Regions from separate parts of the Homo sapiens genome. Here region 2 is linked to region 1. The links are chromatin contacts, found by Hi-C or POLR2A ChIA-PET in ENCODE. All regions are on one chromosome and are shown on one strand. The core of a region is the stretch at or near the end of the contact, and the rest is flanking DNA. Distances in the headings are between cores, read along the strand shown.

What was found. Hi-C counts contacts between places; a loop is a spot of excess contacts on that map. ChIA-PET counts read pairs that join two places held with the same protein, here RNA polymerase II (POLR2A). Pooled maps may share reads with other maps.
Region 2: a map of PC-9 shows a loop between it and region 1 (4-fold over the local background). The contact joins two enhancer-like sites. A Hi-C loop is called at or near these places in 2 of 168 maps with a recorded cell type or tissue (PC-9 and endothelial cell of hepatic sinusoid) and 2 of 50 pooled maps. POLR2A ChIA-PET finds 5 or more read pairs at or near these places in 2 of 52 experiments (AG04450 and activated CD4-positive, alpha-beta T cell).

What each region holds. Positions count from the first base shown.
Region 1 is chr4:76,751,607-76,756,737 of GRCh38, reverse strand. It overlaps SHROOM3 (shroom family member 3), which reads right to left. Exons shown (of 11, transcript NM_020859.4): 7 at 1,546-2,427; 8 at 1-289. All of the region lies in intron 1 of SHROOM3-AS1 (SHROOM3 antisense RNA 1), which reads left to right. Among named protein-coding and RNA genes, the nearest start is that of SHROOM3-AS1, 48 kb to the left of the region's middle. RefSeq lists a silencer at 2,528-2,822. Within about 2 kb of position 2,702, at least 10 of the 41 ENCODE cell types and tissues checked have a DNase peak (open chromatin) inside an H3K27ac peak, as active enhancers do.
Region 2 is chr4:76,866,209-76,871,339 of GRCh38, reverse strand. No RefSeq gene overlaps it. Among named protein-coding and RNA genes, the nearest start is that of SOWAHB, 29 kb to the left of the region's middle. Within about 2 kb of position 2,964, at least 2 of the 41 ENCODE cell types and tissues checked have a DNase peak (open chromatin) inside an H3K27ac peak, as active enhancers do.

The DNA.
Region 1 (5,131 bases), core at 1,453-3,952:
GATGTCTTCTGAACTCTTCTGAGGATCAGGACTGACTTTCTTTTCTAAACCCTGAGTTCCACTGACTGGATCATGGCTGAGGCTTTGAGTCTGGATGGGTGCTGGCTGCCCACCAAGAGACCCAGCAAGTTGGGCGTGAACGCTCATGAAGGAGGGTGGTGTGGACTCAGCCTCTGAACCCTTGATAGAAGTTTGGAGTCTGGAAGCCAGTGTCTGACTACCTACCACATGGGCTGCACCAGGCATGTGCCTTTCCCTTGCAATTGTCACTTTAGAAAGTTTGTTGAAGCTGCCAGGGATATTTAAAAAAAAAAAAAAAAGAGAGAGAGAGAAAGAGAGAGTGATAAGAGAAGGGTGATGATAAGAGGGTGGAGAAAGACTGAGGGAGAAGCTTTCCACATCAGGGCTGTAGCTTTCCACATCTTCCACATGTTACTGACAGAGCTAATGTTAAAGAATATGGCTTCTGATTATAAGTGGGTCTCCTGATACTGAACCCCGAAACTAAAAACATTTACCTACCTAGTCACAGGTCATGCTAGACACACAAACATACATAGATATATACATAGGAGTAGGGTGAGATAGTCACATTTGAGATCAACCCCTTCTTTAGAAAACAACAGCACTCTAAAGGGGCTCCTGAGCCCAGCAGCTGGTCAGGAGGTTGTCATCTCCTGAGGAAGATGGACTAGGAATTCAGTTCTGGTGAATGTTGCTGTTAGATTCCAGAGATTTCTGAAAGGTCTAGGTTAACAGGGGTAGTGGTAGTAAGTCACTCTTGTGGTGTTTAAAGAAAGCCACTCAAAAGGTGCTGTCAGGCAATGTGTTTTTTTGGTGTTTTGAGAGATTACTTGTTCTAGGGACTATGTGTTGGGGAATGCTTCTTTCTCATTCTCCTAGCTTCCAAGAGGTTTTCCCTAAACATTACTGACCTTGAGCCCTACTCTTTATTCCTCCCTATGGACATGGAGTGATTTTGGAAAGAGAAGCTGAGCATTCACATCCCAGTCTCTCTTCTCTTTTGAGACTGAGGCTGCCTCAAGGCTGTATATATTAATATCTATGTGTATTTGTGTGTCTAACATGACCTTTGATGAGGTAGGTAAAGCTGTTTAACTTGGGGGTTCAGTATCAAGAGACCCACTTACAATCTGAAGCCATATTCTTTAATGTTAGCTCTGTCAGTAATAAAAGTGATGTTTTTGTCTTCTATATGCCCTCCTCTTTTGTCTTATTTCCTAACTGATTCAGAACTCATCCAGGGAGGAGGGATTTACTTGGACCGCCTAAGCCTATCCTGTCCCCAGAAGTGAAATGTGCCCCTTGGGTCCCAGCTTTCATTTCTGCCACCCTGACTCCTCAGTACCCAATGACACTGGTCCAACTACCTCCTGAGGCAAACAGATCAACAGTGTCCTGAGCTGAGCTGTATAGAAACATCTCCATGCCAGGGTTCTTCTGTGGCCAGCAGAAGGACCTGGGCCACCTGGGGCATGACACTCTCCTGTTAGTGGGGGAAAGCTGCCCAGTCTGCTCACTCACCTGGGGCGTGGCCCCTCGGGATCCTCACTGTCCAGCTGCGCCTCACATACAGTGTGGGGAGGAGGTGGAGGGAAGTCATCCATGCTATACACCGGGGTTTCCTGACTCGGTGGAGGAGGTGGGGGTGGGGGAAGAGGTTCAAATGTGGGGCTGGACGTGGCCTTGGGGTGCGGATCCCTCACAAACACTTCGTCTTCATAATCCTCATGAGGTGGCGGGGAGTCCCGCAGGACAGACTCAGATATTCGGAGGGAGATCCTCCCTGGAGTGCTCGGGGCCCCAAGAGGTGTGTCTGGGTCAGAAGTGCTGCATAAACTTGGAAGACTCTGCTGTTTTTGATAGTGCTTCAGGTTTGCAAAATCAGGGGCTGAGGATTCCTCAGGAAGGCTGTCCTCTCTGGCTGCGTGGGCCCACTTTGCTCGAGAAGGAGGTGGCCACTGAGGCAGCGAGACCCTCTTCCTCGTTCCCTCTTCTACCCCATGCTCTGGGCCATCGCCCTCACAGCCTCTTGGACCGGGAGGCTGGGTCAGGGTGTGACCATTGCTTCTGTGCATCATGGCAGGGGTGTAGGGCGGGAGAGGCTGTCGCCCTGTCTGACCGTCCTGTGAGCAGTAGCCAGAGGGAATGGCTGAAGGCAGAGGGGTGCCAATTGGGGTCAGGGGTGCAGCCCTGGTGTCTGTGACCAGCCCTTGCGTTCCTGCCAGTGGTGGCCTGGGGCAGGGTGTCCTACTGGCTTGCCTCTGATGGTCCAGGGTTCCAGGACATTCACTAGGAACGGAGGAATCACCAATGGCTTTGCAGCCTGAACCACCCCAACGAGGGGTGAGATGGTGGAAGAGCGGCAGCATCTCTTCTTGGCCTCTTTCTGAACAACTGAGTGACCTGGAACGGCACACAGACAGGAGGGTTACAGCTCTGAAGAAAGGGGCAAACATGCAGCCCAATGCTCCTTACATAGATGAGAAAAGCATTTAAGAGGAAGGAGGACCTCTTTTCCTTCCCCCAGAAACTGCACACTGTCTTCCCTGGCTGCTCACAGGAAGACCCAAGTTAAACCAGTACTAGGCAGGCATAAATTCCTACAGGAAAATGTCACATGGAATGACTGGGTTCACAAGGCATTTTCTTTTATTAACCCTCTCACCGCCCCCACATCCTGTACACACCATGCAACATAAGGCAGCTTTTGAGGACAGGCTTCAGGCTATAAAAACAAACAGTACATTTCTTCAGCCCCTTTTAGGACTACTTCAGGAAATAGCTCCCAGCTCTGGGGAAAAATAATGCTGCCTTCTTCTCTCCCAGTGCGATCCCCACGGGGGAGGTCTGTTTTGAAAGCATTTGCATGGGCTGCTGAATTTGAAGGTTTTATTTACAACTTTTGCTTACTCTCCTAGTGTTTTCATTTCATCTGATGAAAAATAAAAAGGAGGGGGAGAGTCTCACCTAAGGAGCTAATAAGCAGTTACCTCTGGAGAAAGAGGCTGGCAATAATAAGCAAATATAGTACATGGTGATTTAAACAACTGTACGCTAGACTCCGAGGAAAAACCCAACAATTCGCAAAACTTTTGTTATTGTGTTCTAAAGGAGAAAAATCCACAAAACAAAACAGAAAAAAGAGTCTGTGGCACTACCTGCTATGCAAGAGTTAATGTGAGGATAAAAAGCTCTCCAGCAAACCCACCGTGATTTGTACATTCCCTGTCTGCAGTTCCCTGACTGGCTATGTGAGTGGATCTGGAGTGCAGATGGCACATTTCATCTCACAGATCTGACTCCTCTGAGGGAGTGGTGACTCAGTCCCACATCAGAGCAATAACACAGGGCTTGCCACAAGATCATCCAAGTGCCAGGCAAACAGAATGCAGCATGTGGTGGAAGAAGATGGCAAAGAACCAAATTAGCTCTTCTCATGCCTTTATTTTTCCTTTATTATACATAGATGCAGATGATGGAATAAAGGGCCCACCTCTCTCTCTGATGCAACCCCTCCCTTCCCATGACCAGTCCCTTTCATTCAGACATGGTTTCTTTACCAGGAACCTCTCCATAGAGAAGTGTAGCCACTCTGCACTTCCTGGTGGCTTCCCGCTGGGGATGCTCTTCACTTCTGTCTCATCCATCCTGGCATCCCCAGTACCTGCCACCAAGTACCCCCTCAGCAAATGTCTGTTGAACAGTGACGTCTCCTTTGCCCAGCTGCTCTCCAGACTGTAGCATACAAACTGTTTTTAAACCCAGCATCCTTTAACAGGATGTGGAGTCAGTTGAAATCTGATGTTTTAACGACTAATTCAGATGCCTTTATTTTATTTATTATATCTTGAGGCTTTTCTAAAGGGGAAGACATCACTAAAACATACAATAATATAGCACTTATCCTTTAAAGATCCAGCCCAATAGACTTTTATATGATGTTTTTAGTTTGTGTGACCTTAGTTTACACAAACTATACTAAAGTGGCATTTTCTTTTTGAAGATAATATCAGTGGTAAATGCTTAGCTTGGTTGAGAATGCTTCTCCGTGGTGATTATTTTGTGTTTTTAGGAATGAAGTTTGGGATAAAAAAAGACTTTGTTCAAGTCCCTTTTATAATAGAGTGTGAGAGGGTCACCCAGAGTCTGCTGATATGTATCCAGGAATCCTACTATTCAAGAATGGATTTTGAGAGCAATTAGTCTCACCTTTGTTTTGTTTTGCTTTAAAAAAAAAAAGAAAAAGCATTTTTAAAAAATTGTGGTTAGAAAAAACAACATAAAATTTCATCTTAACCATTTTTAAGTTCAGTAGTGTTAATATGTTCACACTGTTGTGAAACAGATCTCCAGAACTTTCACAACTTGCAAACCTAAAACTATGTACCCACTAAATAATAACTCCCCATTTCCCCCTCCTACTAACCCCTGGAAATCACTATTTTGTGTTTTGTGTGAATTTGACTACTTTAAGTACTTCATACAAGTGAAATTATACAGTATGTCTTTTTGTGACTGGCTTATATTTCACTTCACGTAATGTCATGTTGAAGCATGTGGCAGAATTTCCTTTTTAAGGCTGAGTAATATTCCATTGTATGGCTATACCACATTTTGTTTATCCAATCATCTGTCATGAGTAGACATTTGGGTTGTTTCCACCTCTTGGCTATTGTGAATAGTAAATACAGCTGCTATGAACATGGGTGTGAACATGGGTCTTGGAGACCCTGCTTTCAATTTTTTTGGACACATACTCTGAAGTGGCATTGCCAGATCATATGGTAGTTCTATTTTTAATGTTCTGAGATCTCCATGCTGTTTTTCATACGGCTGCACCATTTTACATTCCCACTAACAGTGTGCAAGGTTTCTAATTTCCCCATATCCTCACCAACACTGGTTGTTTTTCGTTTTTTTAATTGCAGCCATTCTAATGTGTGTGAGGTAAACATCTCATTGTGGTTTTGAGTTCTCTGATGATTAGTGGTGTTGAGCATCTTTTCAATGCTTGTTGGCCATGTGTCTGCCATCTTTGGATAAATGTCTAAGTCTTTTGCCCATTTTTATATAGACAAGTAAATTTTTATGTTTGAAATTAACAAGT
Region 2 (5,131 bases), core at 1,715-4,214, 110 kb before region 1:
TTCCTTATGATTTTCAGAAGTGGAATTACTTGGTCAAAGAATAGCAGTTGTTTCTTTTTTTTATTCTTCCACTTTTAAGTTCAAAGGTACATGTGCAGGATGTGCAGGTTTGTTACATAGGTAAATGTGTGCCATGATGATTTGCTGCACAGATCATCCTGTCACCTAGGTATTAAGCTCAGCATCCATTAGCTATTATTCCTGATGCTCTCCCTCCTGCAACATGACCCCTCTGCCACACCCCAATGTGTGTTATTTCCCCCCATGTGTCCATGTGTTCTCATCATTCAGCTTCCACTTATGTGAAAACATGTGGTGTTTGGTTTTTTGTTCCTGCATTAGTTTGCTAAGGATCATGGCTTCCAGCTCCATCCATGTCCCCACAAAGGACATGATCTCATTCCTTTTTTATGGTTACATGGTATTCCATGGTGTATATGTACCACATTTTCTTTATCTGGTCTATTGTTGATGGGAATTGAGGATGATTCCATGTCTTTGCTATTGTGAATAGTGCTGCATTGAACATATGTATTCATATATCTTTATAATAGAATGATTTGTATTCTTTGGGTATATACCCAGTAATAGGATTGCTGGGTCAAATGGTATTTCTGCCTCTAGGTCTTTGAGGAATCACCACACTGTCTTCTACAATGGCCGAACTAATTTACCCTCACACCAACAGTGTAAAAGCATTACTTTTTCTCCACAACCTCACCAGCATCTGTTGTTTTTTGATTTTTTAATAATAGGCATTCTCACTTGTGTGAGATGGTATCTCATTGTGGTTTTGACTTGCAATTTGTCTAATGATCAATGATGTTGAACTTGTTTTCATATTTTGTTGGCCAAATGTATGACTTCTTTTGAGAGGTGTCTGTTCATGTCCTTTGCCTGCTTTTTAATGAGGTTGTTTGTTTTTTTCTTGTAAATTTGTTGAAGTTCTTTGTAGATTCTGAATATTAGGCCTCTGTTGGATGGATAGATTGCAAACATTTTCTCTCATTCTATAGGTTGTCCGTTCACTCTGATAATAGCTTCTTTTGCTGTGCAGAAGCTTTTTAGTTTAATTTGATATGGTTTGGCTGTGTCCCCACCCAAATCTCACCTTTAATTCTAATATTCCCCACGTGTCAAGGGCGGATCCAGGTGGAGATAATTGAATCATGGGGGTGGTTTCCCCCATACTCTTCTTGCAGTAGTGAATAACTCTCACGAGATCTGGTGGTTTTATAAATGGGAGTTCCCCTGCACAAGCTTTCTAGCCTGCTGCCATGAAAGCATGTCTTGCTTCCCCTTCACCTTCCATCACGATTGTGAGGCCTTCCCCAGCCATGTGGAACTGTGAGTCAATTAAACCTCTTTCCTTTATAATTACCCAGTCTTGGGTATGTCTTTATTAATGGCACGAGAACAGACTTCTTGGAGGCTTTGTTCATATTTTCTTATTCTTTTTTCTTTGTCTTTGTTGGATTGGGTTAATTCAAAGACCGTGTCTTCAAGCTCTGAATTTGTTTCTTCTACTTATTCAATTATATTGCTGAGACTTTCCAGAGTATTTTGCATTCCTAAAAGTGTGTCCAAAGTTTCCTGAATTTTTTTTGTTGATTTTTCTTTAAGCTATTGAATATTTCTTGATAATCCTTGACTATTTCTCCCCTCACTTCTTGTATCATGTTTTGGATTTCCTTGCACTGAGCTTTGCCTTTCTTTGGTTCCTCCCTGATTAGCTTAATAACTAACCTCCTGAATTCCTTTTTTTTTCTTTGAGACGGAGTCTCGCTTTGTCACCCAGGCTGGAGTGCAGTGGCATGATCTCAGCTCACTGCAAGCTCTGCCTCTCAGGTTCACACCATTCTTGTGTCTCAGCCTCCCGAGTAGTACAGCCGCCTGCCACTATGCCCAGCTAATTTTTTGTATTTTTCAGTAAAGATGGGGTTTCACTGTGTTAGCCAGGATGGTCTTGATCTCCTGACCTTGTGATCCACCCGCCTCGGCCTCCCAGAGTGCTGGGTTTTTTTGTTTGTTTTCTTTTCTTTTTCTTTCTTTCTTTTTTTTTTTTTTTGAGAAGGAGTCTCGCTCTGTCACCCAGGCTGGAGAGCAGTGGGGCGATCTTAGCTCATGGCAACCTCTGCCTCCCAGGTTCAAGCAATTCTCCTGCATCAGCCTCCTGAGTAGCTGAGATTACAGGTGTGCACCACTACATTGGGCTAATTTTTGTATTTTTAGTAGAGACAGGGTTTCGCCATGTTGGCCAGGCTGGTAACCTCCTGAATTATTTTTCAGGTAAATCAGGGATTTCTTCTTGGTTTGGATTCATTGCTGGTGAACTAGTGTGATTTGTGGGCGTCGGGGGAGGGCGCTGAAGAGCCTTGTTTTGTCATATTACCAGGGTTGGTTTCCTGGTTCCTTCTCATTTGGGTAGGCTCTGTCAGAGGGAAGGTCTAGGGCTGAAGGTTGTTGTTCAGATTCTTTTGTCCCATGGGGTGTTTCCTTGATGCAGTACTGTCTCCCTTTTCCTATGGATGTGACTTCCTGTGAGCCAAACTGCAGTGACTGTTGTCTCTCTTCTAGGTCTAGCCACCCAGCGAGTCTACGCGGCTCCAGGCTGGTACTGGGGGTTGTCTGCACAGAGTCCTGTGATGTGAACTGTCTATGGGTCTCACAGCCATAGATACCAGTGCCTGTTCCAGTGGAGGTGGTGGAGGCAATGGACTCAGTGAGGGTTCTTAACTTTGGTGGTTTAATGCTCTCTTTTCGTGCTGGTTGGCCTCCTGCCAGGAGGTGGCACTTTCCAGAGAGCATCAGCTGTGGTACTATAGTGAGGAACTGGTAGTGGGCGGGGCCCTAGAACTCCTAAGATTATATGCCCTTTGTCTTCCCCTACCAGGGTGGATAGGGAAGGACCATCAGGTGGGGGCGGGGCTAGGCATGTTCTGAGCTCAGACTCTCCTTGGGTGGGTCTTGCTGTGGCTGCTGTGGGGGATGGGGGTGAGATTGTCAACTCACTGGAGTTGTGTACCTGGGAGGATTATGGCTGCCTCTGCTGAGTCATGCAGGTTGTCAGGGAAGTGGGGGAAAGCCGGCAGTCACAGGCCTCACCCACCTCCCATGCAACCCGAAGGGCTGGTCTCACTCCCACCGCGTCCCCCTACCCCTCAAGAGCCCCCAGACCGTTTCCAGGTGGAGAGCAATATGGGCTTGAAAACGTGCCCCAGGCTATCCACCTCCCAGCTGCGAAAGAAAAGGGCTTAGTTCCTCCCCTGCCTGTGGAGTCTGCGCACCAGATTTGCATCCTACCCCGAGTTCAGGCTAGGAGGCTTCTCACCCCGTTCAAATTGTTACAAAGTTCAGCTATAGATTTGCTTCTCCCCGTGTAGTTTTACTCTATGCTTCTCTCCCGTAACCTGCGAGCTCCCAGGGCCTTTCTGCTGCTTCCTCTACCCCTGTATTTCACTCGGGTCTCCAAATTGACTTAGCTCCAGGTAAAGTCGGAAACTTCTGCAAACAGACCTTCACCTTCTCCAGTGGAGGTGTGTGTTCGGGAGAGGAGGGTCTCCCTTTCCCGCTTCCGCAATTAGGGCACTCACAGTTTTTTTGTTTTGTTTTGTTTTGGCGGGGGGTGCGGGGGTGGTCTCCTGGGTTCTGCAGGAGCAGTCCACTTCTGTCAGAGGGTCTGTGGTTTCTCTCAGTATTGCTGGTTTGTTCTTGCAGTTGATCTGGAGCTAAAATTCACAATGCAAGCTGCTGCCCACTGCTCTGTCCAGAGCTGCAATCTAGTCCTGCCTTCTGTCTGCTATGATCTCTCCAAAACCTCTTCTTTTATTTTATAATTTTTAGAGACAGTCTCGCTCTGTCACCCAGGCTTTAGTGCAGTGGCACGACCATAGCTCATTGCAGCTTCTAACTCCCGGGCTTATGTTGATTCTTTCTCATCTTTGTGGGCTTTTCTACCTATGGTCTTTGAGGTTGCTGACCTGAGTGGGATTTTTATGGGGTATTTTTGTTGCTGTTGTTGTTGTTGTCTTCTGTTTTTCTTTTAATAGACCACTCTACCAAAGGGCTGCTGTGGTTTGCTGGGGGTCCACTCCAGACACTAGTTGCTTTGGGTTTTCCCATACCTGGAGGTATCACCAGTGAAGGCTGGAAAACATCAAAAATGACAGCCAGCTTTTTCCTCAGGAAGCTCCATCCTGGGGGTTACTGACCTGTTGCCAGCCTGAATACACCTGTAGGAGGTGGCTGGAGACCCCTGTTGGGAAGTCTCGCCCAGTCAGGAGGAACGGGTTCAGGGACCCACTTAAAAACGTAGTCTGGATGCTTTTTGGTAGAGCAGGTGTGCTGCACTGGCGGGGACCCTTCCTCATCTGGATTGTCTGTGGTCTCCAAAACTGGAAGGCTGGAATGGCTGAGTCTACCGAACCACAGAGATGGCGGCTGCCCCTTCCTCCGGGAACCCGAATCTGTCTCAGGCAGATTTCAGCCTGTTGCTATTGGCTGGCTAGAATTCCAAGCCAGTGAGTCTTAACTTGTGAGATGTCATGGAAGTGAGGCCTGCAGAATGATGCTGCTTGGCTTCCTGGATCAGCCCCCTTCCTAGGGATATGTACGGATGGATTTCCCACCTTGCCAGCGATCCTGGGGCCAGAGTATGTAAAACTCCCGTGTCTGTGTGTATGCCTAAGTGGCTGCTCTGCGGAGGCTCCAGAGACTCTGAGCTCTGTGTATTGAACCCAAGACCAATACACAGCATGGGCTCATGAGGGGATCTCCTGACCTACAGGTTGCAAAGATCTGTGGGAGAAGTGTGGTTTCCCGGGCAGGGTCGCATAATCACTTACTGCTTCCTTTGGCTAGGGGTGGGGTTCCTTTGGCTCTGTCCTGCTTCCAGGTGGGCCATCGCCCACTCTCCTGCTTTTCTTCGTTCTCTGCAGGTCGAGTTGTTTGCCTAGTCAGTCCCAATGCAAGAGTATGGATATTTCATTTGAAGGTGTTGAATTCACTCACTGCTTTCGTTCCTCTCTGTGAGTGCCGCAGAAAGCAGCTGCTTCTGATTGGCCATCTTGGATCCTCCCAGCAATTGTTTCTTGAAACATTTGTACATATGAATATAATTTCAATCTTGGCG